Regions from separate parts of the Mus musculus genome. Here region 1 is linked to region 2. The links are chromatin loops, found by intact Hi-C in ENCODE. Cell type or tissue: heart. All regions are shown on one strand. Links, peaks and the distances in the headings refer to the core of each region. The heading gives the core; the rest is flanking DNA.

The links. A loop is a pair of places that touch in the nucleus more often than their neighbours do. Peaks named below come from ENCODE experiments on the same cell type or tissue, not always from the same donor. Only the 100,000 strongest peaks of a DNase experiment are listed, where the experiment ranks them.
Region 1: it touches region 2 in a loop (12-fold over the local background); 1 of 42 quality-filtered maps calls a loop at or near these places.

Annotation. Positions count from the first base shown.
Region 1 is chr11:119,150,775-119,153,727 of GRCm38, forward strand. It overlaps Tbc1d16 (TBC1 domain family, member 16), which reads right to left. Exons shown (of 12, transcript NM_172443.3): 10 at 254-433. Among named protein-coding and RNA genes, the nearest start is that of Mir6934, 1.9 kb to the right of the region's middle. In heart, for the core only: no CTCF peak of the experiment used is centred there; no DNase peak of the experiment used is centred there; H3K27ac peaks cover 1,963 bases.
Region 2 is chr11:119,570,747-119,573,699 of GRCm38, forward strand. No RefSeq gene overlaps it. Among named protein-coding and RNA genes, the nearest start is that of Gm11762, 24 kb to the left of the region's middle. In heart, for the core only: no CTCF peak of the experiment used is centred there; no DNase peak of the experiment used is centred there.

The sequences.
Region 1 (2,953 bases), core at 184-2,683, 420 kb before region 2:
CATGTCAGCCAGCAATTTACATTGATTTCAATTACATGGGAGGGGAGGTCTGAAGCCGGCTGCTCAGGCCTGGAAAATACTAGCTGTGAGAGAGACTGTGGTGTGGTGAGTGGGTGGAGCAAGGAGGAGGACATGCCACACACAAGAGAGGAGGCTTGGGGTGATCCCATGACCCTCCCTTCCCAACAGGATGGTGGCTGCACTCAGGGGGTGGCACCTGCACTCAGGGGTGGCACCTGCACCACTCACTCACCTGGTAGTGGGCCCAGCAGGCCTCCCAGATACGCAGGGCCTCGGCCTCAGGAAACTCTCGCTTGAAGCAGAGCAGGAGCCATCGGTGGCAGAAGAGCATCTGGAGGCCGTCCTCACCCAGGGACACCAGGTGTTGGTAGAAGCGCTGGTGTGTCAGCCGCAGCAGCTCCCGCAGGTACAGCTTGGGGTGGGAGAGTGGAGCGGGTGTTACCCAGGCTCTGGGCGAGCCTGCCTACCAGGGCTAGAAAGACTACTACTCAGAATGCCTTCAACTCCAAAGCTCACACAGGAAGTCTGTGTCTGCCAGACACATCAGCCAGCCACTATGTCTGCCTACTACTGGACCTCCTGACATACACACACACACACACACACACACACACACACACCAGTATGCACACGAGCACGTGCATGCATGTGTGTGATACTGAGTGTCTTCTGTTTACCTTATTTTGTTTTTTCTTTTAAAGACTTTCTGTATTATTTTAAAATTTGAACCAATTTATTTTGTGTGTTTATGAGTGATCTCCCTGCCTGTTTGCACACCACAGCAGTGCCTAATGTTAAAGGAGGCCAGAAGAGGAGGTTGGACCCCCTGGAGCCACCATATGGGTCCCGGGATCCAAATCCAGCCCTCAGCAAGAGTGGTCAGTGCTCTTAACCACGGAGCTGTCTCTCCAGCCCTCATTTTATTATTTTAAATTATGTGTGTAGTGTGTGCACAGACAGGACTTTAGGTAGCCAGGGAGACCAGAGGAGTTAGATCTCTCTGAAACTGGGGTTACAGGCAACCATGAGCTGCCTGGTGTAGGTGCTAAGAATCAAACCCAGGTCCTCTGCAAGAGCAGTATATGATATTAACCTCCGGGCCAGCCTGAGATGGAGTCAGTCACTCACTGAACCTAGGACTTGGCAATTAGCTCTGCTGGCTGAGCAGCTCTAAGGATCTACCTGTGTGAACTTCCCCAGGGCACACCCAGCACGTTACCTAGGTTCTAAGGATCTAGGCTCGGGTCCATAATGCTTGTACAACAGACACTTTGCTGTCTGAGTCACCCCCAGCCTCCACCACTGGAACCTCGCTCACACCTGTCTTCTAGTTCATCTTAGATTTAAAGATATTCTAGAAGGAGACCATGGCATAGCCCTCGGCACAGTATGATCTCCAGGGTGGTCAAGGAGGCTGACTCAGTGTGAAGTCATCCCCCAGCCTCAGCAGACCCCCAGGGGCTGTTTCTAATGTGTGCCCGACCAGGCAGGGTGAGTTCCTTCCATCCCACCACGGTTCAGCAACTCCCAGAGTTGATTAAGGGAGAGTTCATGTCTGAGTTTCAAGACCCTGGATTCCTGCATGTCGGGTCACCAGGTTGCATGGGACTTGACGACAGAGGCTATTTCTGGTAGCACCCGGTGGGGGCTGCCGACTTCACTGACGCCACCAGAAAACCAGCCTCCAGCAGCTAATGAGTCACTGGCCATGTGCCGCCAGGCTCCAGAGTGATGGCGTCAGACCCTGTAATTGCCTCCCTGGGTACCGTGGAAACCTGACATCACAGGCGTGTGCGTTGCAGCAGGGACCTGGTGCCTGGTTAGGGTCAGTGCTGCTGAGCACAGCTGGGCCTCAGGCTCTGCACCTCTCCAAAGCAGGCACACTGTTGTTCCCTGGAGCTGTGTGGCTCTGGAGTCTAGAAGTCCTTCCTGACGGGCCAGGATGTCCAGCCTGTGGCCCACGGAAGGTCAAGGCCACGGTATGGCTGACAGCTCTTTGATGGATGTCCAATCTGCACAATTGCCAGGATGCTCCGTTCCTCCTGCAGCCAGCTGCTTCTCCCTCATACCTTTGCTGTGGTCAGCCCTCTGTTCCCAGTGGCTGATCTATGGGGCATGCTTTTGGCCCTCCCTCGGCTCTGCCCTCACTGTATAAGACCACTGATCACGATTATCCAAAACCCTCTGTTTAGCTGAGTCTCCAATGTCTGAGGTCTGACCCATATGCCATAGACACAGCCATGGGAGGGGGCACCTGGGACTCACTCCTGTCTCTAGGGTCCAGTGCCTTCTGTTCATACCTTCATTGTGTCAGCTTTTCTATTTCCAGACCAGGCCATCTGCAGGAGTGAGGGCAGACTACCTACATCCAGGACCTGGAAGTGGGCAGGGGCTTGACACAAATGCAGGTGTGTTGCAGTGACAAGATCTAGTCCCGGTCACCTGGTGCTGCCTGGTTTGTGTACAGCTGATCTCTGTGGGGGAGGACTTGTGGCCAGGGTCAGCTGAGCCTCCCAAAAACGTCAGCCTTTGTGGGTGGAGATGTGAGACTTACCTGCTGGATGTCCCACTGCACACAGCTACCCTGACTGCCTGTATTGGGCTCTGCTAGTCACTCAAACCTGAACCAGGTAGCATGGACCTCTCCTCTCCTTGGTCTATCGAGGAGGCCGGATTAATGGCCCTGCAGGAAGCCACCAGAGTAGGACCTTGAACAATTGTCCTCTGGTGTTTCAGGAGAAATGGATTAGAGGCTGACTGAGACCCAAACGTACATCTCCTGTAGGTGACTAGCTGGCCCTTCCCAGAAGGCCTATGTCCTGTGTCAGCAGAGATTCTGGATTTCTGCTGACCTCTTGACCCCCCCCCCCCCCCCGATAACATGGCTGCATCTCACCATCAAGTCCCAAGCAGCAACAGGAGGCAGTGTGCT
Region 2 (2,953 bases), core at 209-2,708:
GGCTCAGCCCTTAGCACACACCTTCAATTCAACAGCTTTCTGCTTGAATATTGTATCCAGGATTAAATAAAGTCAACCACAGGTCAAAAGGCAGAGCAAGTGACCAGTTGACAGGAAGCAAACAGAGGATTATTAAGAAAAAAACCTTAGAGAGTGAGAGGGAGACAGGATGGATACAGAGTTGCTCAGGAGAAGGGAGAGATGTTCAGTTTGAAGAAGGTTTTTTTTTTTTTTTTTTTTTTTTTGAAAGGGGCATTGCTTCTGGGACAGGGTGTCATCTGCTGAGGAGGATGGTCAGCTGGGTGCCATCTCTGCCTCTGAGCCAGCAGGGCTTTCACCCCAGCATCTGTCTCTCGAGTCTTCCTTGGTAAAATCAAATGATGAGATTTTGTTTAAAACTAACAAGGGAGAAAGTGAGAGGGAGAAAGAGGGAGAGAGAGAGAGGGAGAGAGAGAGGGAGAGAGAGAGACAACAGCTGGGAAAATGGCTTGGTAAAGCCCTGACCATGGTGAGGAGCTAAGCTTGATTCCCAGTCCACACACAAGGTCAAACAAAACTAAACAGGTAAAGGCCTCCTCCTGCAATTCTCAGCTGGTTTCTATTCATAAGTACTGCAGCAATCACCTCCTCCCCCAACCCCAGGTCTAGGTAAAGTACATGCAATGACCTTCTTGGCTTTAGAGTGTGTCTGTAGGTGTCTCACTACGGTGGATAAGATGAAGACATGGCTCAGTGACATGGCTCAGCCCACCATGCCTGCCTCCTGCTTCACTCACAATTCTCTCTCGTCTCCCTGGCCTGTGACGCCACCCGTGAGCAGCATCTCTGGCCTTCCAAATATTCTGATTCCCTCTCTGTCATCTGGTCAGTGTAGCCCTGGCTGGTCTTGAACTCTCGGCCTTCCAGTCTCTGAGAGCTGTGGTTACAGGTATGCAGCACAATGCCTGGTTGCTCCCCATCCGCCCCTGCCACCGTGCACACATCTGTGGGTTGGCCATGGCTTGAACTGGATGTCTCCCTCGATGGCTTGCCACCTTATCCTCTGAGATCAGAGTCTCTCATTGAACCTGGAGTCGCTGAGTAAGTTCAACTAGCTGGCCATTGACCCCTGGGACCTTCCTGCTCCTGTCACCATAGTGCTGTGGTTACAGTCCCCACTCTGACACACTGCCACACCCAGACCTTCATTATTGTTTCTGTGTAGCCCTGATTGTCCTAGAACTTGCTGTGTAGATCAGGCTGGCCTTGAACTCAGAGATACTCCTGCCTCTGCGCGCTGAGTGCTGGGATTTAAGGTTCATGCCATCACCACCCAGCTGGTTTTTGTTTTTGCTCTTGTTTTTTCTTTTAATTACTCTTGCAAAAGAATATTATTATTGCCGGGCGTGGTGGCGCACGCCTTTAATCCCAGCACTCTGGAGGCAGAGGCAGGTGGATTTCTGAGTTCGAGGCTAGCCTGGTCTACAAAGTGAGTTCCAGGACAGCCAGGGCTATACAGAGAAACAGTCTCAAACCACCCCCCCAAGAATATTATTATTATTATTACTATTATTACTTTAATTTTGGGCTAGGGAGATGGCTCAGTGGTAAAGAGCTCTTGTTGCTCTTGCAGAAGACCTGAGGTCAATTCCCCGCACCCACGTGGTGGCTCACAACCATCTGTAATTCCTGTCCCAGAGGATTCTGGCTTCCAATGTGACTGCCATCATGTCCCCTGCAAGCGCAGTACAAGCTCTTAGCCACTGAGCCCTCTTTCCAGGACTCCACCCCCCATTTTTGAGGCAGAGTCCGTGACCTTGAGCTCCAGATTCTTCTGCTTCCACTGTCCAAGCGCTGGATTATAAGGGCTTTCTCTTTTGTCTTTTAAATGGCTTAAATAGGCCCTGTGCAGTCTTGGGGTCCTTTGTATAGCAGGAATAATAAGGCATGGGTGGTTGCAGTGGAAAAATCCTGATGCACGTTATTTAATTAAAAGCATTAACTTCCTCTGGCATTCAAGGCTGGAGGCACCCAGGAGAATGAGTTTTGTAAACACAAGGCCAGCCCTAACGCTCGCTCTCCCTAAGGCGCCTGACCAGGGACAAGTGAAGGAGTGTCACAATCGGCCTCCCAGTCTGGAGGAAGAATCATAAATGCCTCTTTCCCTCTGGACTGCCCAGCTCATCGCACCCCGCTAAGCAAGGTTGCTCACTGAAGTTTCAGAACAAACACAGTCTCCAAGACAGTCGGACTTAGAAACACAGACGTCAGTCCACCGTGGGACCCTACGCACAGCCCTGCGCATATGTGCACAGCCCACAGGTTTGGTAGTCGCTGGGAACGAACAGCATCCAGATGAGCGAAGAGTGTGAGCCTCCCCTGTCAGAGTCCCAGGAACAAGGGTGGTGAGGGAGCTACTGTAGAGGGGCCATTGGCATCTGGGAGGCCTGGGCAGGGGACCAGGTGACCAGGCCTGACAGGGGCGAGTGGCCTGACAGAGTCTGCATTGTTCTCCAAGTCAGGCTTCCTCTCAAATGCTGCCTCAGTGAGCTAAACAGAAGTATCTGAATGGAAGAGGTCCTTCACTTTGATTCTTCTTTGTCCCTGTTTCTGCTGTCTCCCTCCCTCCCTCCCTCCCTCCCTCCCTCCCTCCCTCCCTCCCTCGAGTGTGTGTGTGTGTGTGTGTGTGTGTGTGTGTGCTCAGTGAGCACGCACACACACCTGAGCATTGCCAGTTCCTTAGGGACTATACCCCCTTGCAACCTTTTTTAAAATTTTGAGACAGAATCTCTTATTTGGAATTCACCACACGGGTGGTCAGTGAGCTCCAAGGAGCCCCGAGCTTCGTCTCCCTAGTGCGAGGATTGTAGCATGTGCTGCTACCTGTTTTCTGTTTGTTTGTTTGGTTGGTTTTTGTTTTGCTTTGTTTTAATGTAGCTTCTGAACTCAGCTCTTCACTGACTGATTTGTCCCC